Regions from separate parts of the Homo sapiens genome. Here region 2 is linked to region 1. A link is an interaction called in ENCODE POLR2A ChIA-PET data of the cell type or tissue named here. Cell type or tissue: Panc1. All regions are shown on one strand. Each heading gives the region's core, and the rest is flanking DNA. Links, peaks and the distances in the headings are about the cores only.

Evidence for each region. Peaks named below come from ENCODE experiments on the same cell type or tissue, not always from the same donor. Only the 100,000 strongest peaks of a DNase experiment are listed, where the experiment ranks them.
Region 2: POLR2A ChIA-PET joins it to region 1 with 10 read pairs; 4 of 35 experiments call an interaction of 5 or more read pairs at or near these places.

The regions. Positions count from the first base shown.
Region 1 is chr16:50,271,234-50,286,321 of GRCh38, reverse strand. The region is part of intron 1 of ADCY7 (adenylate cyclase 7); the gene reads right to left. Among named protein-coding and RNA genes, the nearest start is that of ADCY7, 12 kb to the right of the region's middle. RefSeq lists enhancers at 1,887-2,388, 11,871-11,940, 13,352-14,186, 14,187-15,021. In Panc1, for the core only: no CTCF peak of the experiment used is centred there; a DNase peak (open chromatin) is centred at 8,961.
Region 2 is chr16:50,373,371-50,388,458 of GRCh38, reverse strand. No RefSeq gene overlaps it. Among named protein-coding and RNA genes, the nearest start is that of BRD7, 12 kb to the right of the region's middle. RefSeq lists a silencer at 13,427-13,721. In Panc1, for the core only: CTCF peaks have their summits at 13,396 and 13,606 (motif pointing left); no DNase peak of the experiment used is centred there.

The DNA.
Region 1 (15,088 bases), core at 4,091-12,090:
GCGTAGCTGGGACCTCAGCTATGCAGGAGGCTAAGGTGGGAGAATTACCTGAGCCTGGGGAGACTTAGGCTGCAGTAGGCCATGTATTTTTTGTAGAGATGGGGTTTTGCCATGTTGCCCAGGCTAGTCTTGAACTCCTAAGCTCAAGCAATCTACCCTCCTCAGCCTCCGAAGTGTTAAGCTTTCAGGCACTGTACCCAGCAAAAATCTTGTTTATTTTTTTAAATAGCCCACTGATACAAATTTCAGATGTCTGCAAGCCGTGCTTCACAGAAAAGGGAGCTGAGTCTCAGAGAGGGACACAGTGGCCCCTTTGTGACAACACTGTGAGCTGACCCCACACTTGCCATGCTCAGCCCATATGGGTTCCTTCTTTCCCCAGCACCATTCATTCCTTAGCATATTCATTGATTCCAAAAAGGCTTGTGAATCACACCTACGCCTGCCAGCCCTTATATCTCCTGTGTGCTAGTCTGGGCTCTCTCTCCCCAGGGATCCCCATCAGTCTCCAAAGGTAGGAAAATTACCAAAATTGTGCAATCCCTCACACAGCAATGGGGACTTGGGGACAGCTGCCATATTCCCAGCAGGAACCTTGCATGAAGGGGGCAACCCTGGACCAAGAGTCCACGCCCCCAGTGTCCTCCAGGCCTGCCTCAGATTGGAACCAGGACAGGGCCAGAGGCAGAGGGCAGGGAGGCTGTGAGACACGGGACAGCTCAGAGCAGTCACAGGGCACAAATGGCCAGCCGCCAGCAGAAGCTTCAAAGGACAGCTGGTCCAGCGGAGGGAAGATGGCCAGGTGAGCCCCCAGCCCCCAAAGGCAAAAAGCAGGATATCCAGGGTCCCCAAGTCCCCAACCAGCACCTGCTAGTATGAGATCCCTGGGGCCACCTCAATTCCAGGAGCCACCTCAGGCTCTATTTCCTCTGGAAGTTCCTATTCCATCACCACACACCAGGAACAAAATGGTAAAACCACATATTTGGGGAAGGAGGAAGGGGTCATTTGCTGGGGGCCCCATCCCCTTCAGTGCCTGGGCAGGTGTCTACAGGCCTTGGCACCTGTTCAACGAGGGGCAACCCTTCAGGGATGTGGCCAAGAGCTGTCAAAGTGCCCAAAGTGCTCAGACAGGCTACAAATCTGATTTCTACGTGAAATGATGATTTTTAAATGTTGGCAGCTGATTTCAAATTTTTCAATATTTGCAGCCCACTAGTTTACAACCTCTAAATCTAAACTAATCAGTCTGTATTCCACAAGAGGCATTTACTGTGTGCTAACCATATACATCCAACCCTGTGCTGTGGGGGTTGCCAAACAAGATAAGGTCCCTGCCTGAGATACATTCAATTCAGCACCCCCCACCCCAAAATAGCCCTTTGCAGTAATAACAGCAGCAGTTCCTGTCACCCCCGGCACCTGCACACACATTCACTCTCATCTTCACAACCGGCAAAGGCCAAGGTGGCACCACCGTCTCACAGATGCAGAACTGAGCCCAGAGAGGCAGAGTGGTTGCCTAAGATCACACTGCTGGAGCTGGTGGACAGATAGGCTGGGATGCAAACCCAGGTCTGCCAGCTCCCAAACCAGGGCTCCTCAGCCCAGGCTTGCCCACTGACATCCCGGGGGACTGAGCCAGATGCCACAGCACACAAACAGCAAACCCACCTGACCCCTGGCCTGCTGCCAAACACCAGTGCACCAGGACAGCCAGGCTGAGAAGCTCCAAACACCAGAGGGCTGAGGCCACTCCCCACAACTGCTCCATCTCCCAGGCAAAGCCCCCAGACCAGAGCTGAGGCGGCCAGACACGTGCATGAAAGTGCAAGTGTGAGAGTGTGTGGACACACCCGCTCCAGGCACACAAAGCCAGGCTGGGCCACCACGAGGAAAGGGAGGAACCAGCTGAGAGAGTCCCAAGGGCCCGTGGGAACACAGGCCTGGTAAACACGCCTCTCAAGGAACTCATTAGGCCACTTTCTGGGCAACGGCAGGCAGGCGCAGGTGGACAGTGGACAACATGGGCACAAGGACTTCAGCCCATCCAGGGACCTTGGCCAGCTCCTGGAACAAGCCGGGCACCGTGAGGCCTGGGGGGAATGAACTCACTGATCACATCTCCAGAGGGGGCCCAGGAACCCACCACCAGTGGCATGTCCCCAGGCCAGCTCCTCCCTAGGAGCCACCCCGCCAAAGCCAGACCCAGAGGCACCCCCTGCCCGGGAAGTTTTCAAGGCCTCCTGTCCAATCACCAGTTCTTCCACCAGCCCTCGACTCAGTTGGCAACAGGGAGGGCCTCCCCACAAGGCCCTGGATAAAGGAATCCTTCTGCCATGTCTGAGACACATCCAATCCAGGGCTCCCGGATTGAATGACCCTGCTGTTAGCTTGCACACCTCCATGACGGGGGGGCTCACCACCTCTCAGGGCAGTCTCCTCCATCACTGGGCACTTTTTCTGGCCCTGAGTCCTCCCTTAGCTCAAGGCAAGCCCTGCCTCCCTGTCACTCCCTCACCCACACCGCATGGGTCCTGTCTGAACTCCAAAGCCACCAAGAGCAGAGGTATCACGTCCCCTCTTCCTGAGGAGACTGCAGTCCCAGGGGGTCCCTTACTTACTCTCACCTCACGACCACCCCAGTGGTAGAGCAGGGTGAGCAGCCCCATTTTAAAGAAGAGGGGACTCCCCTGTGGGGAAGGTGTCCACATGGGAGGAGGGTATTTCATGCTTCTGCTGTGCAATGTCCCTTCTCCCGACCCTCAGTACCCTGGTTCATGGGCCACATGACCCCAGTGTGGCCAATCAGCAAAGTCCCTCTCAAGCCCTAATGCCACAGGCCTGGGAAGTGAAGGCTCTCTTTGGACTTCTGCTGACCCAGGGAAAGAGGCGTTCTCTTTTGTCGGTGACCTGACACTGTCAGCAGACACCCGAGCCACCACAAGGAGAGAGCCCACCTGAAACTGACACCAACATGGAGAACTGGCACAAGACAGGGGCCTGGCAACACCTCCTGGGGTCACAGGAGCCAGCTGTGCCTGAAGCTTACGCAACCTCTAGATATTTAACCACATGGGACAAGCAATGCCCCTTTCAGCTTCAGCCAGTTTGAGCTTCTGTCACTCGCAACCAAGAGTCTCAAAGTCCACATCAGGCTTCTGGACCCAGTTTGTTGCGTCTAACAAGCACCCGTGGCCCCTCAGTGGGTTCAGAGTCAACTGGAAGGGTCTCAGTCAGCACAGAGGTAAGAGTGTGCCCCTGCAGACACAGCCAGTCCTCCAGAAAGGAGCTGGGTCTTGGAGGGGACAGCCCCGCTCATCCCTCCATCACACTTTCCAGGCTCCACAGCCCAGCCCCAGCCAGGAGTTCAGGAGTTTAAGACCAGCCTGGGCAATATAATGAGACCCCATCGCTATAAAAAGTTGTTTATTTTTTTTTTAATTAGCCAGGCTTGGTGGCATACACTTGTAGTCCAAGCTACTTGAGAGGCTGAGGCAGGAGAATTGCTTGAACCCAGGAGGTCAAGGCTACATTCACTGAACTATGATCATGCCACTGCACTCCTGCCTGGGTGATAGAGAATCCTGTCTGGAAAAAAAAAAAAAGCTGGGATTTAAACACAGGATATCCGGGGTCCCTATCACCCTCATGGGGCTGGCATCCAGAAATCCCATAATATCCCAAAACACCAACCTCTTCCCTACAAACAAGGCCCAGGACAGAGCTATGACCAAGAGGTGGGGAGCTCAGGGGACCCCATCGAATTACTTCCCTCTGCCTTGCAGGAGCAAGTTCAGGCCAGCGAACTCCAGGAGGGCCTCCTCCTCCAGGAAGCCTGCTGAGCAACCCCACACACACTCCCTTATCCCTTCCCTGCAACTAAGGCAGGACTGTGGTCTCCTTATCAAATACTGGCTGGCTGGGTCCAGGTTCTCCAGCCAGAAGACCTGCTGGAAGCAAGAGGCTGGGACTCCATACTGCAACTGCAGGGCCAGGTCCCTGGGTGCTCGGAAAATCCTTCCCCAGTCCAGCTGATCTGGCAGCGTCCCCAGCACAACCACAGCCCTTGCAGGGAGTATGTTCTAGAAACCCCCAGCTTTCACAGATGCAGACAGGACACCCACTTCCTCACCCGGCCACTGTTGGCAGAAACCACAGCCTGGCTTCCTCCGGCCGAGCCTCAGCAGGCTCAGGGCTGCTTTGGGGCCCTGTTGGCCTCAAAAAGGGGAAGTGGGGACCTTGGAGTGAGGGGGGCATGGAAGCCTCCAGGGAAGAGGCCCCGCTCAGGCCCCTGGGCCCACACCCTGCCTGGGACGCCACGCAGCTCCAGACAAAAAACCTGCATGCTCCGTCTCGCGCCCCCGGTCCTGCCGGCTCTCGGCTCCCCTGGTAGGCTGGGTCTCAGGCAGATTTTTCATTTGCCAAGGGAATCTCATATTAACGCGAACTCTCTCAAGAGACCCTGAGCTCCATGAAGCCAGCAGCTGCTCTGCCCAGTGCAAGCCTGACCTAAGAGGCCCCCAGTAAACCTCGTGGGACCCAGGGATTCAATGTTGCTGGTATTCAAGGTCCCATCCCCCCAAGCCCAGCCCTCTCTGTCCCCAGAGCCCTGTGGCCCCCATGCCCTGCTCTCCCAGGCACCTCCCGTACCAAGAGGCCTTCCCAGTGTGGGTCCAATATCCCGGCCCCTGACTTGCCAAACTGTCGTGGTGGGATCTGTGTGTGTGTGTCCCGCAGCTGGTCCTGGCAAACACCTGTGACGTGAATGGCCGAGCAGGGTAGCCAGCCAGAATCCTGCACCAGGCCCAGGGTGGGGAAGCACGCAGAGTGGCATGGGTGAGGGAGGAGGGCGCCACAGCCAAAGGATGAGGGCAGATGAAGAAAGGGCCTCCCTCAAGATCGGGAAGCACCTGCTGCACCTGCCGCACCTGCCTTACCTGCCACAGCACACCTCTCCCAGCTACGCTTGGCCTCTGGGAGGATGCCTGCACCCAATCCCAGCTCTGCTACCAATGGCCTGTGAATAGCAGTCGCCTGCACACTCTGGCCTCAGTTTCCTCATCAGTAAACTGGGGGTGCTGATAACCAGGTTGTCTGCACAGGTCATGATGTCCAACAGGCCAAGCTTGCAAGACAAATTGGCAAATGGCCAAGAAGGCACGCTTAGTGTCAGAGGAAGCCCTGCAGGGTCAGAGCCCAACCATGGGGTCCAGGGAGAGGCAGGTGCAGAGTGGGCAGGCCCCCCACCGCATCTCCTAACAGCCTGCAAAGTTGCCGAGCAGGGGCAAAGACTGAAATTCCCCAACGGCATGAGCCCCCAGCCAACCCTGCTCCCCCTCCATAGCCCCCAAGCACCCCCAGGCTGACTTTGTTCCCACTCCCAGGGCACAGGCTGCTGATCAGTCTTGGGGACCAGAAACCTGCATTCCAGTCCCAGCTTAGCCACCAACCTGCTCTGTGACCCTAAACAAGTCTCTTGCCTGACCTGTGCCTTAGTTTCCCCTCTTGCAAAGGAGGGGCTGTGTCAGACCTCTGAGGCCAGCTCTGGCCTAGTTGGGACTGGGCTGGGGGTGGAGGCTGAATCAGTTAATGAAAAGGATAGGCAACTGGAGAAAAACTGAGGGAAAAGGCTGATGTTCTCACCTGGCCCCAGAGAGCTACTTCTAGGGATGGGTAGAAAGTTGTTCTTTGATTCTTTGGGACACAGCTAGGGTAGTGTTAAGAGGGAAATTCATAGCACTAAATGTCCGAATCAAAAACTTAGAAAGATCTCAAATTAACAACCTAACTTCACAACTGAAAGAACTAGAGAAGCAAAAACAAATCAACCCCAAGCCTAGCAGAAGACAAGAAATGACAAAAATCAGAGCTGAACTGAAGAAAATCAAGACACAAAAAACCATTCAAAAGATCAACGAATCCAGGAGTTGTTTTTTTTTTTTTTGAAAAAATTAATAAAATAGGCCACTAGCTAAACTAATAAAGAAGAAAAGAGAAAAGATCCAGATAAACACAATTAGAAATGACTACAGGAATGTTACTAATGACCCCACAGAAATAAAAAACAACCATCAGAAACTACTACAAACACCTCTACACACAAAAACTAGAAAACCTAAGAGATGGATAAATTCCTGGACACACAATCCTCCCATGACTGAGCCAGGAAGAAACTGATTCCCTGAACAGATCAATAATGAGCTCCTAAATTGAATTAGTAATAAATAGCCTACCAATAAAAGGCCAGGACCTGATGGATTCACAGCTGAATTCTACCAGATATACGAAGAAGAGCTAGTACCATTCCCACAGAAACTATTCAAAAAAATTGAGGAAGAGGGACTCCTCCCTAACTCATTCTATGAGGCCAGCATCATCTTGTTACCAAAAACTGCCAGAGACACAACAAAAAAAGGAAAAAAAAAGTGTTCTTTGTTCCTGAAATCCTCCCCTCCACTTCATTCATTTGGTTAAGCATTACCCTGATCAATCTCCCCTTTAAAATGCACCCCCAAGGCTCCAGCTGCCAATGATAATGAATCCAGGTCCACTATGTCTCATGCCCATTCTAATGCTAGTTAGTGACTGCCCAGGGAGAGTTCGTCCATGCATACCTTCAGCAGATGTGCACTCATGCCTTCTGTGCACCAGGTGCCAGGCCAGGTACCAAGAGGGAATTCTGCTCAGGAAATGAGCTCCCAGAAGGCAGAATCCTTAGCACTGCCCCAACCAGGGTATCTGCTAGGTCTCTGCACACAGCGGGTGTTCAGGCAACAGTGTTTATCAACTGACTAAGCAATCAACCAGGCTCCCCTGTTGGAGAAATAGCCCTACTTTTTCCTCACTCTTGCTTGAAATTCAATTAGTGATTCATTTCTTTAAGCACTGCCCTCACTAGCTTCCCCCTTCAGAAGGGAAACACTTTCACGCCCACATTTAACAGATTTCTGATCCCTTTTCCCTTGATAAGGAAGAACAGAAAGGGGAAGTCCAGCTGGCCATGGGGGACCTCACGTGGTTCTCGTCCTGCCCAGGACAAGAGGGTGCTGGCTGACTTCCCACATTGCCTAGGGCCCCACCCTGACAGTGGGTCCAGCAGTGACAGCAAGACATGAATGGGGCTGGGAGGTACAAGAAGAGCTCCATAGACCTGGCACGGTGGCTCACACCTGTAATCCCAGCACTTTGGGAGGCCAAGGCAGGTGGATAGCTTGAGGCCAGGAGTTCGAGACCAGCCTGGCCAACATGGTGAAACCCTGTCTCCACTAAAAATAGAAAAATGAGCCCAAGGTGGTGGTGCGTGCCTATAGTCCCAGCTACTCGCGAGGCTGAGGCATGAGAATCACTTGAACTCGGGAGGCAGAGGTTGCAGTGAGATGGGATTGCACCACTGTACTCCAGCCTGGGCAACAGAGTGAGGCTCTGCCAAAAAAAAAAAAAAAAAGAGAGAGAGAGAGAGATCCATTTCACGGGCCCATGGACAGATGCAACCCAGAGTAACCACTGTCCTGAAGGGGACAGGAAAGATGTGCATTTGAGTCTTAACTCTTAGGCTGCTAGTATTCTGTTTAGAAAGGCAGCATCCACAAGACAGCAAGCAAGCTGGATTCACAACTTATACCAGGATTATTTCCAAAGAGAGCAAGAAACTATGGGAGAATTCTCATATGATGCTGTAGTGAATATGGCCTTTTTATCCTGACACAAAACCCAAAAGCCATAAAGAAGAGACTGATAAGTTCAGTTACATGAAAAAACAAAATATACATGGTAAAAATTACCAAAAGCACAATCAAAAGACACGTGACAGATTAGGGGAACATTTGTGATTCATATCACAAGGAGCTAATCTCCTTCATATGTAAAGAGCTCCCACAAATAAAAAAGAAGACCAATAGCCCAATAGAAAAATGGGAGAAGACTAGGAAGAGAAAGTTCATAGAAAAGGCAATCTAAATGACTGTTAAACATTTGGAAGGGCCAGGCATGGTGGCTCACGCCTGTAATCTTGGCACTTAGGTAGGCTGAGTCAGGCAGATCACATGAGGCCAGGAGTTCGAGACCAGCCTGAGCAACATGGTGAAACCCCATTTCTATTAAAAAATACAAAAACTAGCCAGGTGTGGAGGTGCATGCTTATAATCCCAGCTACTTGGGAGGCTGGGGCACGAGAATCGCTTGAACTCAGGAGGCAGAGATTGCAGTGAGCCAAGATCATGCCTGTAAACCAGCCTCGGTGACAGAGTGAAGCTCTGTCTCAAAAAAAAAAGCAACCCACAACCAACCCACAGCATTTGGAAGGAAGCTAACCACACTCGTAATGAAACACAAATTAAAACTACCATGGTAGGCCGGGCGCAGTGGCTCAAGCCTGTAATCCCAGCACTTTGGGAGGCCGAGGTGGGCGGATCATGAGGTCAGGAGATCGAGACCATCCTGGCTAACACGGTGAAACCCCATCTCTACTAAAAATACAAAAAATTAGCTGGGCGTGGTGGCGGGTGCCTGTAGTCCCAGCTACTCAGGAGGCTGAGGCAGGATAATGGCGTGAAACTGGGAGGCAGAGCTTGCAGTGAGCTGAAATTGTGCCACTGCACTCCAGCCTGGGTGACAGAGCAAGACTCCGCCTCAAAAAAAAAAAAAAAAAAAACCTACCATGGTAGCCAGGCACAATGGGATGCACCTATAGTCCCAGCTACTTGGGAGGCTGAGGCAGGCGGATCACTTGAGCCCAGAAGTTTGAGTCTAGCCTGGGTAACATAGCAAAATCCCCATCTTTAAAACAAAAACAAAACTACCATGGAAAACCATTTTTACCTATCTGATGGGCAAAGATCAAAGCATTTCATAAGTCTCATAAGTCTGTGTTGGAAACAGTCACTCACATTCCCTCCTGGGCAGGAATGTGAGTCAGTACAACCCCCAGTGAAGGTAGTTTAATAATACCTAACAAAGTCACTGAAGGACATATTTGCTTTTTGACCTACCAAATCCACTTTGAGTAATGTATCGTACAAACATTGTCACAAGTATGAAATGACATAAGTACAAGATTAGTCATTGAAGCATTATTTGTAATAACAAAAGATTGAAAATAATATACCTATCAGTCACGAACTGGTGAAATAAATTATGATACAACCTTACAATGGAATACTATGCAGCTGTCAAAAAGCCTGAGGCCACTTGAAACTAACGTCACAGGGTATCCTGTGAAAAATCCACATGGCAATGCCTGGAACAAATAAGGATGGAACCAGGACACAGAAAAACCAAAACTCTTGATTTCACAGAGTGGATAAATCCCACTTCTCATTTTCAGTTTCTATTCCTATTGTCAGTGTGTTGCTTATGTGACTAAAAAAAAAAAAATGTGTAATAGGAAAAATGAATCCCAGGCCCATCACACCTAAATTGCATGACCTAGCCAGGTACATTGGCTCATGCCTGTGATGTCAGCTATTCAGGAGGCCGAGGCAGGAGGACTGCTTAAGACCAAAAGTTCAAGATCAGCCTGGGCAACGTAGTGAGATGCTATCTCTAAAAAAATTTTAAAACTAAGCCAGGCACAGTGGTACATGCCTGTAGAGCCAGCAAACTTGGGAGGCTGAGGCAGGAGGACCTCCTGAGTTCAGGTTAAGGCTGCAGCAAGTGATGATTGTGCCACCACATTCCAGCCTGAGAAACAGAGCAAGACTCCATCTCACTCATTCATAAATTAAATATTAAAACAAATAATACATTACATGACCCAACAGACTCTCTGTGCCTCAGTTTCCTCATTTTAACAAAAGGAGAATAACAGTCCTACCCCACAGGATTTTGAAAGGATTCAGTTGGGGGTGATGCAAGCAGTGTACTGAGCCACCCCTGGCGCAAAATGCCCCAGTCTAGATGGCATGCATCACCAAGATGTCAGAAAGGGCCATGGGGTGCAGAAGTGAGAGGGCCCGGCACCTGTCCCCACCCCTCAACCCTGCCATGAGCCAGCAGCACTGGGGGTGAGGAGGCCCGGCCCCTACTCTGGTCTGTGAGTGCCCAGCCTCTGGGAGGTAGAGAGAACATTGGTCAGCAACTCAGGCCGGCTTTCCAGGGCCATGAGTGGCAGTGTGGGCTGACCCCTCCATGTAGGGCCTAGTTGGGCCTCAAGGGAGCAGCCGTCCCACCCAACCCAGGTCAGAGGGAGGTGGTGATATTGGTCTGAGCTGGAGGGAGCTCACAGGTGACATCCCAGGCAGAGTCGGGTCCTCGGCCCAAGCCTTCCAGGCTTGCTGGCAGGAGACGGCACAGTACCCAGGCCTCAAGACAAGCTCTGCGACCTCTGAGCCCAGCCGGGAGACAAACTGGGCCAAAAACCACCTGGCTGGCTGTCTCCTCTGAGAACCTGCAGAGAACCATGAATGGGCTGGGCTACCCAAGGGTGGTGGGCGGGGGTGCTCTCGCTCCATTTCTAGCCAGGGCAACTGACTCTGGGACCTTAACCTCCAAGCCCAAAGCCCACCTGCTAGGAAACAGTGGAGCTAGGATTCGAACCCAGGCCTGCCCCTCTCCAAGGCCCAGTGCAGATTAACTCTCTATCTGCATTTCCTGAGGTGCATTCTGCCCAAAAGCAGGAACATGAAAAGCTACATATGCGCAGCCACACACATCCACAGCCATTTCTGGTCACAGGTGGTGCTGAGCTCAACATTCTCCTCTTCCCCATTTAAAGATCCCCCATACACATTAGCAAATTAAAGGCTCTGACAAGTCCTGCAGGAAAGAAGCCTGCTGAATTAAACACAGCTGAACATTTCCCCATCCTTTTGTTAATGAGACTCTTTTTGCACTGAATCCCTAATGAACCTCCTTTGGGAAATGCTGACTTTGGAGTCTCTGAGACCCACCTAGGAACTCCTCCCCTAAGAAGGCTCCCTGGGTAGCTGTGGCCTGTAGAGCCCACTAGCCTCCCCTTAATTGACAGCCTATGAAGCTCTTTAATGCTGGGGGCCCCACTTACCCACCTCCACCTGACCCCAGGTTGGGCTAGCTGCGCACAAGAAGGTTGCAGGTGCTGGCGGGACCAGCCCATGCACCTGCCTGTGGGCCAGGACACCTACCCTGAGCTTAGCCTCCCAGGTGGAGGTGAGAGGAGAGGCCTGAGTGAAAGACCAGGGCTCTCAGGTGCTCACGGTCTCAACAGCACCCTCCCTAGGCAGTTTTCAGCTGGGAAGCACCTTGCCCTGGGGAAAAGCAAGCAGGAAAACAGCTCCAAGTGCCAACCCGGCAAAGGGCTCCTGTCGAATTTCCTGCCTCTCCCATGGAATGCAGAGGAGTGGCCCACCTGCCTCAGTTTCCCCATCTGCCACAGTGCAGGGAATAGAGCCCTGGGCTGAATGTCAGGTGATGTAAGGTACAGTCCCAGCTCTCCCTGTCACCAGCTGTGTGACTCGGGCAATTCTTCACCCTCTCTGGGCCTGACTCCTCCAGGGCAGGAAAGGCCTCCAGGGTCTCTGAGGGCCCTTCCCACTCAGACCAGCAGAGAAGCCAGTCACAGAGAGGTCAGTGGGAGAGGCCTCTCCCACCCAGAGCTCAGCGTGCCACCCATGGAGCTCAGTGAGGCGTCACTGCCTAGCCTGGCCTCCTGTCCCAACAGCAAGCCTGAAGCCACCACCTGGCCCGGAGGCCCCCAGTTTGGCCTCCATGACACCAGCTCGCAAAGTGCCCAGCCCCAAACCAAGGCGCTAAGACCCTCACTTCCCCGAGGCTTCCTGAGAACCCGATCCAGGCCTAGGGGGCACGAGAGACACAGAGGGGACTGCCTCGTGAAACCGCGCCAAGAGCCCGGAAGAGCCCTTCTGCAGGGGAAGCAGCCCCACCCAGCCTCCCCCACCAACCACAGCCCCAGCTTCCGGACCTGCACCCACACAGAAGAGCCCTCGCCATGGCTGTCCCTGGAGCCCAAGACCCCATTCCCGGTCACTCACTCCTTCCTTCCACAAACCCTGCCCTTACGGAGCTATTGGGCACAGGAGGTCACTGTGATGGAGTCTCACGCCACAGGAGCCCCGTGGCCCCCGAAACGAGGCCTCCCACACCTACCCAGGACCCCCCAAAACACCAAGCCCGATCTCTGCTCACCCCTTGGCCAAAAAACGCCTCTAGAGCTTCCCTGGCCTCCTCTGTGGCTGCGTGATTTGGCTGATTTCGGTTCCCCAAACAAGCCCCACCCTTTCATCTCCAGCTCCGGCAATCTAAAAACACGCCCACCTCCTCACCTCCAAATGCCTTCTGCCTGGCGAACTCCTGCCCGCCCTTCAGGGCCAACCTGAGCTGCCACCTCTTCCAGGAAGGCTGCCTGGTCCCCTCCCAGTCTGGCCTTGTTCCTTAGCTTCCCCAGGGCCTGCACCTCCCACAGAAGCACAGGCTACCCTGACCTGTCACTACCTGGCTGCACGTCCAGCCATGCACTACCCAGCTCCCAGGATCTAACCCTGCCTGGTACACAGGGACATCAAACCCCATACTCCACAGACTGGGGGGTACAGCCAGCACTGAACTGGCAGCTAAGGACTGGGCCCCAACCCTGGAATCCCCAGTCCCAACTGCATGAGCTCTGGCAGGTGACCTGCCTCTCAGGACTCAGTTTCTCACCTGAGCAATGGGGATGAAACCCTTCTCTTCGCTCCATGGCCTATTCTAGCAGTGACGTGACCTCATAGCTATAAAACCTCATAAACCCCCATTGCACATGGAAAGGGGCCCATCCTGCCACCAGGAAAGAGGCCACATGTTGGTGCCACCAGACCCCCATCTGCCAAGTGCCACTGAGCTCCTGCCTGCAGCAGGTGCAGGCACTGCTGCTGCTACAACACACAGGACAGGCATGGGTCCCCTGAGGAGCTCATGCCAGGAGGAGGGCAGATTGTCATAAATGAGCCAAGTGAGGAAAAGAAATGCCAGGGCAGGGCAGAAGGGGAAGGCAGGAAAGCATGGTGGTTGGGAGCACAAGCTCTGAGATCCAACAGCAGGCCGTGAATCTCAGCTCCACCTTGGAGGAGCTGTGTGACCTTGGGCATGTTCCTGAACCTCTCTGGGCCTCAGTTTCCTAACCCACAGAATGGACTGGTAACAATACCAGTTCTCAGGGGCTTCACGTAGATGTGGGCACACAGCAAGTACCATCACCCAGGGCCACCCCAGTCAGCTCCAGACACCAGGGTGAGCAGCCTGAGAAATCGTGACATAAACAGGCACTGGGGACACACTTCAGTACCAGGGTCTCAGCCTCACTTCCTGCCTGCCCCCAAAGGGCAGCTCTGCTCTTGTACCCATGCCCAGGAGAGCTGAGCCTGACAAAGGGATACAGAAGTGCTGGTCCCTGCCCCCAGGGGATGGAGCAGTGTCTCCAGGGAGTCTGGGTATATCAAAAGAGGCCACTTCCCATTAGCCCAGGCCCCCCTTAAAATAGCTCCTTCAGACAGCTTAAAAGGGCTCCTCCTCCCAGCCAGAGGGGGTACCGGAGACAGGCCTGGGGGCCCAGGAGCCAGATGCGCACACACACAGAAGGAGGTCTCATCCCAGCCTACACCAGCACCCTGGACCCCTGCTCCAGCAAGGAGATGCCCAGGAGGAGGGAGACCCAGACTCCCAAGAACAGCAGCAGGACCAAGACAAGCCCACAAGACTGGCCCCCAGTCCACATCCCTCCCATGAGTGAGGCCAAGGGATGTGCTTGTGAATGGGGCAGGGCCTGCAACTCCAACATAGCTCCCACCAGGAAGACACACCAGCCCCAAGGCTGCAGAGCTCCCAGGGCCTCAGTTTCCCCATCTGTGCAGAGCAGCTGCATCCCAGGGTGCTAGGCTTCTCCCTGCCCAGCCAGTCGGTGACTCCAGGAAGCAATGATCTCAGTCAGCTGCGCCCGAGGCAGTGTGACTAGGTTGTTTCAGAGGCCAGCATGAGGAAAGCTGGCCAGTTACAGGGGCAGGAAGGGCACCCTGGAGGGCAGGAAGAGCCTGGGGCCTGGAAGACAAAGCACCCCGATCAGGGTGCCCTGGGTCCAGCGGCCTCCAGGGATCCGGGCCCTAGAAGGCGGGTGGTGGCATCACCCACTGCAGGTACCTTCTGCCTTCCAGGGACATGAGCTCCTCCCCAGGGTACAGGCCTGTGTCTGAGGGTCATGGCCATTCCTTCTGCCCTGTCACCTCCAGCATGTCCTGATACCCTGGGAGGAGGCAAGAATGGGCAGAGCCTGGGGCCAGGAAACACAACTGGAAACGGGGGTACCTGCACCAAAGACCTCCCTTGGCTTCCCTTTCCCTCAGGCCCAGTCGTGGGTTCACCCTTCCAGTGGTCAGCGGTGGTGGGGGAAACAGGGACATAAAGGGAGGATGGTGAGAAGAGGGTATCCCGGCGTCCCTTGGGCCCCAGCCACAGCAAGACAGGGGCTCAAAGCAAGGCCAAGGGGGTGGGGGAGGCGGCTGAGTGAACAGCTCAAGAGCAGAGCCGGCTGGGTCCCCTCTTCTCCCCATGCTGGAGGACCCCTGAAGGAGGCCCTCACCTGGAGGACACAGCCAAGCAGCAGTTGGGGAGAACACCCCAGGCAGTGGGAACTGTGGGGGCCAAGGGCAGGAAAGGGGCAGGAGATAGCCAAGCTGGGAGTGAAAATGTCAGGGGGGCTGGCCCAGAGTGGATAACGGTGACAAGTGGCGGGAGTGGGGAGGGAAGTCAGGCCCGGTCTGGGAGGGCCTCACAAGCCAGGAGAAACTGACCAGATGGCTGTGCTCTAGAACAGGGAGGACCTTCTCCCAGGCCCAAGGTCAGCCGTCCCCACCCCATCCTAACACAGAGTCTGCTCAGGTTCATCTCGGCAGCACTGGGCTGTGCTGTGCTCAGAAAATGCCTGTGAAATTGGCCCATCAAAGAGGACAGGCTGGGTGTGGTGGCTCATGCCTGTAACCCCAGCACTTTGGGAGGTGAAGGTGGGAGGCTCTCTTGAGCCCAGGAGGTCGAGGCTGCTGTGAGCTATGACCAGGCCACTGTACCCCAGCCTGGGCAACAGAGCCAGACCCTGTCAAAATAAAAAATGAGAGAGCTGGTGGCG
Region 2 (15,088 bases), core at 6,767-14,766, 99 kb before region 1:
GTTACTCCTGTGAAGCCTTTCTGAGCTTCCTTCTCACATACCACTCCCAGCTCATGTGCCACTTCATCCATATCTGTCTTGCGTAGCTCTGAAATCAAATGATAATAATGTTTCCAGGAAGAGCGCACACTGGAAGTGGAAGGACCTCAGTTCAAATGTCAGTTCCCTTATTCAATAGCTATGAGACTTTGGACAGGTCACTTTGCCTCTCTAAGCCCCAGTTTCTTTATCTATAAAGTTGAAAAAATAAAATTTATTCTCTAGGCTGGTTTTTGTTTGTTTTTAACAGTCTTGCTCTTGTCACCCAGGCTGAGTGCAATGGCACAATTTCAGCTCACTTCAACCTCCTCTAGGCTGGTTTTGAAGATTCTGTGATGTACGTGAGAGAACCTAAAATTATGTCCAACACATAGAGGCACCCAAGAGAAGTGGGCTTCATTTCTTCCTTAGAAGAGTTGAGTTTCTCAAGGACAGGAACCAGGTCTTCGTTCATTCATTTATTCACTCGTCATCACTGAACTCTTGTTGGGAACCAAGCCCAGAGCCAGAAGTTGGGTTATGTAGCAGGTCACAAAACAAACTCTGTCCAGGGTCCATACATCTCACAACAGTCTTCCTCACCTGTGTCTCTCTGGAACCTGCTGTGGCTGACACTGATCCCACTCTCCTCAGGTGCTTTGGGCAAGGGCAGGTCTTCCGAGTCCAGGCTGAAATTTGCCCGCCCCTAGGATGGTCAGCAGGACTCTTTTCAGCTCTCGACATCCTCTGAGCCTTGTCTGAGCACTCTGGGAGGAGAGAGATGAAAAGCAGCCATCATCCCCACTCTCAGGGAGCTCCTGATCAGACGGAAGAGACCCCCATCTCATACCTGGAGGGTTTTCAGCCTGATGAAAGAGACAGACTCATCGATCTCAACCTTGAAAACTCCCAATCTGATGGCAGGGTCACATTTTCCTGATTTGGGGAAGTCCCATTTGGAGAGGAAAGAGCAGAGTTCCATTTTCCCTAATACTGCAAACTCTTAGTCTAATGGAGGAGACACATGCCTCCTGATCCTGGCCCAGTTTATCACTGATGGGGGTGAGATTGTTCCCATCACAGGAGGGGACCTCCTCTGATGGGAGAGGCAGTCTGTGCACATAGATAGCTTGAGAGTCAGATAAAACAACATGTATGGGGGAAAAAAGAGATCAATGTAGGGTCCTTTTGAAAAGCTGGCTGTGCAAAGTCTCTATCCATTTGTCTGTGGACTCAGAAGGGATATTCCTGGCTCTACAGATGCACCGTTTGAACTCGCAGAGCTGGACATAAATGACAGAGGCATCCGCCTCACGAGCATCCAGTCAAGCTCCTCACCAGACAACCCACACCAGAACTGGCCAGAGGCCCCGTCACTGGCATCCTGCACCAGCCTTGCCAGGGGAGGCTTTCTCACGATCAGGGACATCTGGGCTGGCCCAGCTCCCAGAGGCCACCGACATGAAAAGCGAGGGGCTCCGCGGAAACACCATCTGCACATCATAAAGCCGCTTGGTGACTCCCAGGGTCTGCCTCCATCTGCGGCTGGGTTGCCCGGGAAAAGAGAGGAAGGTACCAAGCGGCCAGGAGGAGGGGGCCAGGGGGAGAATAAGGATGGCCAAAAGGGGAGAGCCAGGCTGGCAGGCTTCCACCTGGCACCCTATGCACTGGGGAAGTTAACATCACCTGGTTTGTCTCCCTGTCGCTGCCTGGGAACACAGTGGGTTATGCCTATCCCTGGAGGTGACTTGGTGACAGGGGTAGAATACAGTGCTGGTTATGCTTTCAGTGGCCATACCTCAGTTTCCATGTCCGTACATTGGGGGTAATAATAATCTCGTCCATATGGTGGGTTTGCTATGGGAATTAAAAGTAATACAAGTATTGAGCTATACACTTAAGATCTGTACACGTAACATCTGCAATGTGTGATCCACACCTGGTTTAAAGTAAGTGTTCAGTCATCGTTGTCATCATCCCGCCTCCCAGACACTGTCCTGCAGCTCTGGGAGCAGGCATCTGTGATGGGAGGAGCCATCCAGGATATTTCACTGGCCATCCTGCCCAGGGCCCCACCCTCAACACCAAGTCCAAAGCTGATTGGACAAAGGATAGGGCCTGGCCCAAGAAAGCTCATTTATTGGCAGTTGAGCAGAGCCTATCAGATTCTCTGTGGAGAACTTGAGCTGGAGTTGGTTTCTGCCTACGGGTGATCACCTTGGGCCATGTTGAAGCAGAGGAAGGAGGCAGAGAGGAAGAGAAAGAACAGAGATGTAAGAACAGCAGAAATGAGAGAGATACGAGGTTCCTGAGAGGTGGAAAGAGGTGACAGAAGGGAGAAGGCCTTCGGTCATTTCTTTTGGGTTCCCATGTGAGTTCCCAGTAGATAAGGCTGTACCAATGATCATGAACCTATGGTTTGTGCCAAGAAGTACAAACACAAATATGCACATACCACACTCCCCACCCCACATCCCATCATACCAACATACTGACACCCCTTTTTACTTTTTTCCTTACAAGTCCCTACCCACATGCAAACAATTTCCTGAATGGTAAATCCCAGGAGACCAATTTAGTGGAGTGGGGCTCAGAAGCTGAGAGAGAGAAAGCAGTGAATAGTTCCGGAAAATAGCATTTTTGGAGAAAGTGGAGAGAAGAGAAAAGATGGCTGGCTGTAGGAGAAAAAACATAGGTGCACAGAGAGTGCTCAAGGGGAAGTCTAGAAAGTTTCTGAACTGTGGTGCATGATCCTTGCAGCAGAGCATCGTCAAATCATATCACCTGCCATCTCCCGGTTCTGCTCTCCCCCATGTTGGCTCCATCCTTTGCCCCTCCAGCTGGCAAGACAGCTGCTGGCCTCTACAGTGGCGTCAGCCCTCAACCACAGACAATAGCAGGGGCTCCAGTGTCTTGGTTTGGGCTCCCTCAGAAGGAGACCCTTAGTCAACGATTTTAGGACAAATGGTTTCCTTGGGAAGTGATCACAGGAAGTACTGGTAAGGGAATGGGGAAGAGAGCCAGCACGGAGAAGGAAGCCAATACAAGATATGTTACCATGCAGTTATCTCTGTGGGCACCCGGAGCCTAATCCCACTGGGGAACTGTGAGGGCCAGGGTAGAACATGCACCTCGCAGAGAAATGGGGTATTTATCCACCAGCTCCCATCAGCCATTGGTTGAGGGCTGCCACAAAGCTGGGACTAGGACTCCTCAAATTTTGCACCCTACGCACCTCACTTGCCTCCCCTGGCTACCTTGGCAACTCCTTGGCTCCATTAGCCCCCTGACTTCTAGCCCCTGCAGCACACATGGACAGAGTGGGCCCCAGCAGCCTGAGAGAGTACTCAAGCATAGACCCAAAGACGGGCAATTGGAAGTTCAGCCCGTGTGCATGGAAACGGCAAATACCAAGAGGCTATGCATGGGGCCCAGTCAGGGGCTGCTACATCCTGCAAAAAAAAATCTCATAGTATCTCAAAGGTTCTGATTGGGTCATATGTTCATCCCTGGACCAATCACTGAGGCCAGAGGGATGTGACACGCTAATTGAGTCAGTCTTAAGAGTGGTGGAGGGGGCAGGAAGAATGAGGGGGTAAGTGTGTTCCCTGTGTACCTTATAGAAACGAAGAGCATGAACCATAGCAACTCTCAGAAATAAGACAAAGAGGCATCAGTTGGGTGGCCAGGAAAACAAGACACACAAATGACCACGCCTCAGCCCCAAGTTGCAATTAATCAGAAGGTGAGAGGGTTGGGTTTAGCTTGTCAAAAGCCCTTCCAGCAAAACCCTTTAGCTAGTCACTTTAAACTTTGGTTTAAAGCATTAATTGAGCACTGACCTGTGCCAGACATTATGTCAGGCTCCGAGAGGACACAGATGAAAAGGTCTAATTTCTGTTCTCTGGAAACACAGGCAAGGGTGGCAGTGGAGATGGAAAAGCCAACGACTGCTGTTTCAACGATCATTTCAGCAGATCTGTTAATGAGATGCCACTGATCGTGACACACACAAATTATTTCATGAGCCACCAAGGAAAAAGAAAAGTTGCCAATTAAATATGTCACACCTTGGATAATAAGATTTATCCCGATTTTAGAGATATGAAATGTAAAAAAGATGAGTTTTAGAACTGATGGATTTTGGTCATATTTCATAGCTTATAAAGGATTTTTTTTTTCTTTCTTGAGATGGAGTCTCACTCTGTCGCCCAGGCTGGAGTGCAGTGGCGCGATCTCGACTCACTGCAACCTTTGCCTCCCAGGTTCAAGCAATTCTCTGCCTCAGCCTCCCGAGTAGCTGGGACTACAGGTGCATGCCAACATGCCCAGCTAATTTTTTGTATTTTTAGTAGAGACGGGGTTTCACCATGTTAGCCAGGATGGTCTCGATTTCCTGCCCAGCCTATAAAGGATTTTTTTATAGACACTATCCCATTAGGTACTCACTACAAACCTGCTGGGGGTAATATCACTGCTATTTTCCATTCCGTGAAACTGCACTCAGAGAGGTCAAGTGACTTTCCCAAGGTCGCTAAGCTACTAAACAGCCAAAGTGGAACTCAACCCCAGGTCTGCCTGGTTGCAGAACCAGGAGACCACCAGGTCTCCCTGACACTTTTGTGACTCCTGGTCCATCTTTTTACCAAACATGGACCTCGCCCATCTTTGTTTGCCTCCCACTTCAAAACAAGGATCCCAACCAACTCCACCTCCCTCTGCTCCCACCCACCCATATGCCTGGTCTTGAGATTTCTGTTCCCAGGAGCTTTCTTCCCTTCCAGGCAAAACAGCCTTCCTTGGTGACCACAGGCAGATCGTATGGTCACCCAATCATTCCCAGCTCCCCTCAAGGCTACTGCCATGGTGAGCACTACTCAAACCTGGGTCCCTACCAAGGATTCTATTTTGAAGGAGCCAAGCCTTTGTCCCCCAGAATACCTTAAATTAGACCTATTTGATAATGGTTTGTGTGATAGTTTCCTCATGTATATGTTCCCTCATGAACATAGGGGTTCACACTTGGATTAATGCTCTGAGTTCCTACCTTGAAATTCTTAATAATTTTGAACAAAGGACCCCACGTGTTCATTTTGCACTCAGCCCTACAAATGACGTAGCTGGCCCTGGTGAGAATGGGCCCGCCACACTTAAAAGTATCTGAGCAAGAAGTCGGACTTGTTGCCCCATTCCTGGGACTCCTGAGGTCAGGAACTGTCCTGGTCACCTCTGTATGCTCTGGGAACAGGCAGTGCTCAGTTCCCTAAGCAGAGGGACTCCTCAGTAGGCACTGAATGAAGTGTGTGTGTGTGTGTGTGTGTGTGTGTGTGTGTGTGTGTGTGTCCATGCACACACAAGTCAGCCTATGTTCTTTCAGTTGCAAGGGCTAGAAATCCAGTTCAAAGTACACAAAACTCAGAGGGGGAATTTATTCAACCCTTGGATTGAAAAGTGTAAGAGGTTGATGAACTTCAGGCTCAGCTGGATCCAGAGACTCAATTACTGTCACCAGGCCACTAGCTCTTGGCTCTGCTTTCTCCACCATTAGCTTTATTCTCAGGCAGGGCCTCCTCTCAAGCCCCAAAAGCACCAGACTGACATACCACTGGCTCAGCAAGCTTTTCATGGAAAGGTCCCACCAAAGCCAAGCCTCAGTCCCTGCCCACCTCTGTACCAATCACCAAGCCAGGGGCTATGATATTCTCATTAACCAGATTCCAGTCACAGGCCCACCTCTGAACCAATCATTGGTCCTGGCAGCTGTGATACTCTCACTGGCAGGCCTGGGTCACATGCTCACCCCTGAACCAATCCTCACTGGCCCTCGCGGCTGTGACACTCTCATTGGCAGGCTTAGGTCATGTGGGGAGAGGAGGCTCTCTAAGTGGAAGTCAAGAGGCTGTTGCTAGAGAAAGTGTTTATTTGGTGCCCAATGGGCAGAAATAACTAGTAACATCAAGGCTTCTCTCTGCCTATGTCCCAAGATGGTCACTTGGGTCTGAAAAGCCTGAGAAACCTGCTGACGCAGAAGAGCAGCCTTGGAAACCTAGCAAAAAGGGAAGGCCTGGGACATACCAAGAGTCCAGACAACCAAAAGGCCCACAGGAGGGGTCAGCAGGACCGGGGCAGATCAGACAGGTGCCAGAGGCAGGCGACCACTCTGCACAGTTACCACCAGAGGGCAGCTGGCCAGGAGGCAGGGTAAACAGGAAGAGGTCAAGTAGCCTTGGGGAAACTCTGTACCTTGCCTGAGGCATGGCAGATAATAACACTGACTACTCACCCTTATTGAGCCTGGCCCTGTCCTAAGCATTTTTATGCATCAACTCAATGAATTATCACCAATGAGATTGGTACATTTATAACCCCATTTTACAGATGAGGAAGCCAAGGCTTTCAAGTAACGAGCCCAAAGTGTCATACGGCAGAAAGGGGGCAAGTCACGCGTCTATTCCACCAAACCCTGAGCCTCCTGAGGTTAGGGGCTGTGTCTTGTTTGTATCTGAAGTCCCTGTGGACCCTAACAATCACTGTGCTTAATGGATATCTGGTGAAGTGAAAGCCTGGGGCAGGGGGCGCTGTCACTGTGTTCTCCACCCTCCCCACCCTCCCCATCCCAGGAGGAAATTACCAGGCTCAGTTCAGGCAATACCCCTTCCAGGTGTGCTGACCTTGGAAGATGATTCTTAGACCTTGCCCTTGCTCTGTTGTAATGGACTCTCAGGCACTACAGTACTCACATCAGTAGAAGAGAGAGTTTGAGATTTTGCAAAGGCTTGACAACTCCAAAGTCTCATGGTGTAGGTCACTTATTTTTGTTTGAGGCGGTCTTGCTCTGTTGCCCAGACTGGAGCACAGTGGCACAATCTTGGCTCACTGAGACCCCCACCTCCAGGGTTCAAGCAATTCTTGTGCCTCAGCGTCCCAAGAAGCTGGGATTACAGGCATGTGCCACCATGCCTGGCTAATTTTTGTATTTTTAGTAGAGACAGAGTTTCCCCGTGTTGGCCAGGCTGATCTCCAACTCCCGGCCTCCAGTAATCCACCAACCTAGGCCTCCCAAAGTGCTGGGATTACAGGTGTGGGCCACTGCAGCCGGCCTGTAGGTCACTATTTATGCCTCTCCCAGGAGTAGCTGGCTGTGCAGTTGGGGGGAAGAGGAAGAACATATTTAATGTGAATTCATTCATCATCCTCCACTGGGCTCCCATGGTGGGCCAAATACCATGTTGAGTGCCTTGAGGGGGACAGAGGGAAGCATGACAAAACCTCCTCTCTCCAATCCCCTCCTGGGAGGAGAAATAAGTCACTGCCAGAAGGAAGAACACAGAAGGAAGTCCTGCCTTCCACAAGAGAGGACTTCAACCGTCTAATCATTTGGGCAACAAAAATGTATTAGGTACATGTCAAGTGCCAGTGAACAAAACAGAATAGACTCAGCTCTTGCCCTCAGGAAGTTCTCAGTCTTATGGGAAGGCAGACAATAGACAAATAAATACGGAATTGCAAATGTGATGTGTTTTATCAGAAACAGAAAAACCACAGGGTGCTATAAGAGAAACTAAAAGAGGTCCGGGTGCAGTGGCTCACGCCTGTAATCCCAGCACTCTGGGAGGCCGAGGCAGGTGGATAACCTGAGGTCAGGAGTTCAAGACCAGCCTGGCCAACATGGCGAAACCCCGTCTCTACCAAAAACACAAAAAATTAGCTGGGTGTGGTGGTGAGCACCTGTAATCTCAGCTACTCGGGAGGCTGGGGCAGGAGAATCCCTTGAAACTAGGAAGTGGAGGTTGCAGTGATCTGAGATCTCGCACCTGAACTCCAGCCTGGGCGACAAAAGCAAAACTCCATCTCAAAATATATATATAAATAAAGACAGAAACTAAAAGGGGACTTGTTGGAGCAGTTTAGGGTTGCCTTTCTGAGGTGGTGAGAGATGAGAAGAGGCCAGCCATATGAAGAGTGTGGGAACAGCATTCCAGAATAAGGGAATAGCATGTGTGAAAGGCCTGCATGGAGGAAGAGTGTGGCATGTTCAAGGGACTAAGATTAGGCAAATTATGTCTGGAGATTAGTGGGTAGAAGTAGGCAGTGGCAGAAATCGGGGTCAGAGAAGAGCACGAGGTCAGGTTACACTGAGCCTTGTAGGCTTAGGAAAAAAGCTTGGGCTTGATCTGAGATGGGAGACCCCCCAAAGGGTTATGAACAGGACGATGATGTGGCCTAATCCAATCTATAATCTATGTTTTTGTTTTTATTTTTGTAACGTACCACCACCCACAGAAAAATCCATGTGTTTTGTTTTTAACAGAGATGGGGTTCTCACTATCTTGCCCAGGTTGGTCTCAAACTCCTGGTCCTCCTACCTTGGCCTCCCAAAGTGCTGGGATTACAGGTGTGAGCCACTGCCCCTGGCCCGGAAATCTGTGTATTTCAAAGTCACTCTGGCTGTGGTGGGGAAAGTGGATTTATGGCGGAGCAGAGTGGAAGCCAGGAAATATGGCAGCTCTTGCTGAGTCAATAGCCAGGGTGCACAGATGAGGGGCTATTCCTTCCTCATAGCGGGCTCTGGGGAGGCTTTCAGAAGCAGATTTTACCCCAGGTGAAAGAGGGACAGGCAGGCAGGAAGGAGAAGGCTGTATTCCCCACTCCACTCACTTTTCTCCTAAATAAAGGGGAGAAAAAAGTTTTTCCTTTTTCTGCCTCAGAAACTATAAAGAGATGCCCATTCATTGGTGCCTTCCAAAATGCCTATGTGTAGACTTAAACAACAATAACAACAGAACATCAGCAGTTCTGAGTGCAAATAATTCAATGATGTTGTAAAATCTGGCATAAATAGATCTGGCTGAGCCTCACAACTTTTCTTCCGGGGCTGACAATGTCAGCAACTCCAAGTCTGAACCCCTACTGGCTCTGAAAGGCAAGATCACAGTAGAGAGAGGAGGAGAAAACGCCCCTGGGTTGCATTTCCCCAGCAAATGGGCATGTTTGCCTCTCTGAGGAGCAGGCCAAGCATCAGCCAAGCCGACTGGAATTGGATTTGTAGGAAAGAACCTTTCTACCAGTTCTTTATCAGTGACCAGTCTCATGGGGGACAGGGTGAACATTTTGTGAAGCGTGTTATGTTTGTTAGCAGCAAGGTGCCTCGGGGCTCCTGTCAGCGCCAAGTAACAGGGCTCTGAGTAATTGGGCTCGGGGCTCCCCTCAGTAATAGGGCTCCAAGTAACAGGTAACAGTGCTCATCATTTACTTCCTCCTCTCATTGGGCCCTCACAACCTGCTCATTCTCAAGGCAGGTAGAGAAACTGAGTTTAGAAACAGGTGTTTGTTTTGTTTTGTTTTGTTTTGTTTTGTTTTGTTTAATGCTTGGTTACTTTGGGTACAGCATCCATTCTCCAATCCTCTGGTCACAGTACCCTAATTTTTCTAAGGGATCCCAACTTACTTAGGCCATGTGGTTTAGGTGGCACTCGTCTCCCTCCCAAGCTCCTGGGTTAGAAGACCCATGGTCTAGGATTCACTTGTCCCTGAATTCTGCCACCACCTTGACCACCCTCCACCCACATCCCACCCCTTCATGGTCATAGGCTCTAGGTGGGTACATGATATAAACCAGTCCAATCACATAGCCCTGTGACTTTTGATGGGCCACTGGGGAAAGGCACATTCCCTTTTTTTCTGGACTGGGATCTATGAGGATATCATCTGGGAGCTTCTAGAGGCCAATGGAGCCTGTCTGAGGATGGGACCAGGGCAGAAGGAAGTAGACCAGAGAGAGAGAAAGCCTGAATCTTGGGGACATCATTTGAGCACCTGGATATAGCCACACCTGAAGCTCAACCTCATTAGGGATGGGTTTCTGACTGTCACATGGAGGCCAAGCAATGCAAGAATGAGAACCAGGCTTTGTGATCTCCAGTTCAGTGTTCTTCCCCTAAATCAAGTTCCAGCTGACTTTATCCAGCCACACAACAAGCTCAACTAATCTGTGTGTGGCTTTATGGTCTGCTAAAAGATGTGTATTTTAAAAATAAAAACATCTGATCATTATAATGTTTTATCTAACCGAATTACAGAGCCGTGGAAGGGCCCCTGGAAGTCCTATCACTGAGTGGTTTTCAAAGATTTTCAGCAGCTTCTTGTTTCAAATGAAGTTTTAAGCAGAATGCCTATGTGTGAGAAATAAAAGCAGTAGCTTGTTAGTGCAAATGTGTTTTATCTTTTACGTTAAAAGTTCTTAACATTTGGCTGGGCACAGTGGCTCACGTCTGTAGTCCTAGCACTTCAGGAGGCCAAGGCAGGTGGATCACCTAAGGTCAGGAGTTCGAGACCAGCCTGGCCAACATGGGGAAACCCTGTCGCTACTGAAAATACAAGAATTAGCTGGGTGTGGTGGTGCATGCCTGTAAACCCAGCTACTCGGGAGGCTGAGGCAGGAGACTCACTTGAACCTGGGAGGCGGAGGTTGCAGTGAGCCAAGATCATGCCACTGTACTCCAGCCTAGGAGACAGAGTGAGACTCCATCTTAAAAAAAAAAAAAAGAAAAAAAAAGTTCTTAACATTTACTTTTTACAATCAATGAAGACCCAAATGTCAATGTGTTATTCATTTCCAATGTATAAAATTTTATTATATATTTGCATGTGTGGGAGGTTTTCAATCACTTTTTAAAAATTATTTATAATTGATACATAATAATTATACATATTTATGGGGTACAGAGTGATATTTTGATACATATATGCAATGTGTAATGATCAAATCAGAGTAATTAGCACATCCATCACCTTACACATTTATTATTTCTTTGTGTTGAAAACATTCAAAATCTTCTTTTCTAGCTATTTGAAATATACAATAAATTATTATTAACTATAGTCACCCTACAGTGCCAAAGAACACTAAAATGTATTCCTCCTATCTAGCTAAATATCCATCAGCAGACGAATGGATAAAGCAAATACACAGTGGAATACTACTCAGCCTTAAAAAAAGAAGGAAATCCTGTTGTTTGAAATAACATGGGTGACCTGGAAGACACGACATTAAGTGAAATAAGCCAGGCACAGAAAGAGAAATACTGCAGGATTAAAGGCTAAATCCTTTGCCCTCACTCATATGTGGAAGCTAAAGGAGTTGATCTCATGGAAGTAGAGGGTAGGCTAGAGCAGGAAGTAGGGTAGTAACTGGAGGCTGGGAAGAATAGGGAAGGCAGATAGAAAGAGGTTGCTTAACACACATCTATGCCAAGACGAAGAGAGAGGAGCTGAGCCACGTCCTGGCGGCCATGAAGAAAGCAGCTGCCAGGAAGGACTGAGCTCCCTGCCCTCTGCCCAAAATAAAAGCTTCACAGGAAAAACAAAAACAAAAAACAAACAAACACAAAAAAAAGTTGGTTAATGAATACAAAATTACTAGATAGAAGGAATAAGTTCTAGCATTCTATCACTGTTCTTTTTTAATAGTTAAAAATACTTTTTTGGGAGGCCGAGGCTGGCAGATCAGGAGGTCAGGAGGTCAGAAGATCGAGACCATCCTGGCTAACACGTTGAAACCCCGTCTCTACTAAAGATACGAAAAATTAGCTGGGCTTGGTGGCGGGCACCTATAGTCCCAGCTACTCGGGAGGCTGAGGCAGGAGAATGTCATGAACCCAGGAGGCGGAGCTTGCAGTGAGCCGAGATTGCACCACTGCACTCCAGCCTAGGCAACAGAGTGAGACTCAGTCTCAAAAAAAGAAAAAAAGAAAGAAAAAGAAACTTTTTAAATAATTGGGGTAAACGCCAGGTGCAGTGGCACACGCCTGTAGTCCCAGCTACTTGGAAGGTTGAGGCAGGAGGATTGCTTGCACCCAAGAGTTCAAGGTTGTTCTGCACTACGATCGCCCCTGTGAATAGCCACTGCACTCCAGCCTGGGCAACACAGCAAGACCCCATCTCTAAAATAAATGAATAAATAAAGTAAATGAAAAGTCCCTCAGATATTTTCCATCTTTCTGTGGGCTTATGAGTTAAAAAAAAAAAAAAAAAAAAAAAGAACCTTTTAGTTTATCTGGTTTTGTCAAAGGGTCTCCTTTTGATGTCTAGTTGTTCCAACTTCAGAAATGTTCCCTTTCTCTTGTCCAAGAAAATTAAGTCTAAGTATAAGCTAATGTTCCAGAATAGTGCTTCTCAAACTTTAATACACATATATGAATCACCCAGGAATCTTGTTTAAAATGTGAATTCCGATTCTACAATCCTGAGGTGGGACCTGAGACTCTGCATCTCTACCAAGCTCCCAGGTCCTGCCAATGCAGCCGTCCCTGGACCAATCTTTGAGTAGCCAGGCTCAATAAAGGGGTATCATGAATCTATCCCCTGAGGCAGGGAGAAAAGAATCACCACCAAACTCTAATAAAAAAAAAAAAAACACCACTGGAGAATATCTGGAATGACATATACCAAACTATTACAGAAAGTGGTGAGATTATGAGCAATTTGAAATATCTTCCTTACACCTATTTGTATTTTCAATTGGTCTATAACAAACATTAATTACTTAGGCAATAAATAGGTTTAAAACTAAATAACTGAATCAAGAAAAACCTAAAATACACACATATTTTTAAAAACAAAGTCTTTATCAGACACTGACAGAGCGTCAGAAGTGCTTCCCTAGAACCAACAGCTTGAAAGCAGCCAGTCGAGTCCTCTTTCTTTATCTTTTTACCTTTTTTTTTGTTTTTGAGACAGGATCTCACTGTGTTGCCCAGGCTGGAATGCAGTGGCACAATCATAGTTCACTGCAGCCTTCACCTCTTGGTCTCAAGTGATCCTCCTGCCTCAGCCTCCTGAGTAGCTGGGACCACAGGCATGCACCACTACACCTGGCTAATTTTTAATTTTTTATAGAAATGGGGTCTCGCTACGTCACCCAAGCCAGTCTTGAGCAATCCTCCCACCTCAGCCTCCAAAAGTGCTGGGATTACAGGCATGAGTCAGCGCATCTGACTGACTCCTCCTCTTTCTGCAGCCCTGTTTAGATGGAGATAGGGGAGAGACATGTCCAGGTTTCACAGCCAGTCTTTGGCAGAGCCAGGACTATGAAATTAGAGATCTGGGTGACATGGCACAAGCCCACAGCCACAGTCTGATAAGAGTTTATCAAACACATAGTGACTTTCTGTGAAGGGAATTTAATCCTGGGCCCCGTCCGCAGGGCAGTACTCCAAGGAATCATGATGGACCGGGAGCCCGGGCCTGCAGGATCATTTCTGAGCTGCTCATGGTCTGTCCCCAGCCTGGGGCTCCTGGAAAATGCCCAGCTTTCTCCAAGGTGACCATTTCATCTGGTTTATCCCACTTTACAGGGGGAAGTCCACACCCCACAGCCTGTCATTCAAGGCCTCAGTGTTCCCTTCTGTATCTCTGTCTCATCACACCTCCCACTCTCCAGCATCACCTCAGTGGCCTTGCATGCACAAGTCTACTTGTCTGATCCACCCTCCCCCAGCCCTTCCAGTGCTTAGAGGCTCCCTGCAGCCTGGCCGAGCTTTCCTTCCTCTACACACTCTCAGCCCGCCACTGCCCTCACCTGGCTCCAGTGCTCTGTCCTCCCCTGCTGGGTGTCCTACTCTCCTGCTTCTCCTCCTGCCTCCCTCCCCCTCCTCAGTCTCCTCTGCTGCTTCCTCATCCTTTATTCACCTGTTAGATAATATTGAAGCTCTTCAAGGCTCCATCTTCTCTGATCACTCTACTCTCTCCTCCTGGGTGGTCTCATTCACTCCTGAGGTTCCAAAGACATCTCTATGCCAAAAATCTATTTTCAGGTCTCACCTCCCTTCCAAGCCCCAGACACATGCATTCACCTTCCTACTTGGATTCTCCTCTTGGGTTCTGCATAGGCATCCCTAACCCCTCCTAAGTTCTTCCTCCTACATAACTCTTGAATTATCCCATTGCACCATCCCCACATCATCCACGCTAGACCAAGCCACCCCCATCTCCCCTTTGAAGACCACATCACTTCTAAGCTGGTCTCTCTGCCCGGTCTCCTAACCCACTCCAATTCTTCCTTCATTCAGAAGCCAAAGCGCTCTTGTTAAATTGCCAATATGGCCATGCACCCACGTCCACTGCCTTCATGGGCATCCCAAATAAAATCAAGCATCTCTGCCATGCCTTGAAAAGCTCTGCCCAGCCCAGCCTTTCTTCCAGACACAGTCCCCATCATCTCTCTTGCTCCAAACCTGCTCTCCTCTCCTCCCTGACTGCACCCAACTTTCCCTCGCCTTTGCACATGCTGACCTCTCTGCCTGTTTAGTAGATGCAGCTGATGCCCCCTTGGCTCACCTCTCCTGAAGGCACATCCTGCTGGAGGGGCATCACCAGCAGCTGGGAGTGTTGGCCACTCACGGAAGGCAGCCGCACACCTCCCTCAGAGAATTGCCCTGGGACAAACTAGAGTCACCTCTGTAATAGGCGACAATCAGGCAGACCTCGCTGCCCACCATGGGCTACAAAAGGCCAGCCACCTCCCACAGGGTGGGACTGTTCCCTGGACAGTTGATGTTCCCAATCCCCCCTCGCCCCGCCACCACTGTGGCACGGGGCTGAGGCTGGGACCACCTCTTTCTCTGCTTCTACCCACCCCGTCCTGCTTCTCTCCCAGCTTCTCCCCAATTGCCACCCCAACAGATCCACGCCTCAGGTTCCACTTGTAGGGCACCTAACCAAGACTTATCCTCCAGGTTAGGCCTGGATGAGCCCTCAGCCTGGGTCAGAGCACTATCTGGACAGCAGCTTGCTGTTTTCCTTTCTAACCGTTAGCATGGCCATGATTAAATATTTGTCTGTGTTCTCTGTCTAACATGCATCTCACTGTGCTCTCCATAAGGGCAGGGCTGTGTCTATTTTACTCCCACCGTGTTCCTAGCACCCCCCAGCACATAGTAGGCACACAGAAAATATGAACTGAAAGAAGGAAGGAAGGTCCTGATGTTGCCTCTGTCTTATTTGATCAAGGGCTCTGAGGCTAAATGACTTTTGGGGTTGGCAGCCGTGAGTGTCATGGCTTGGGCTCGCT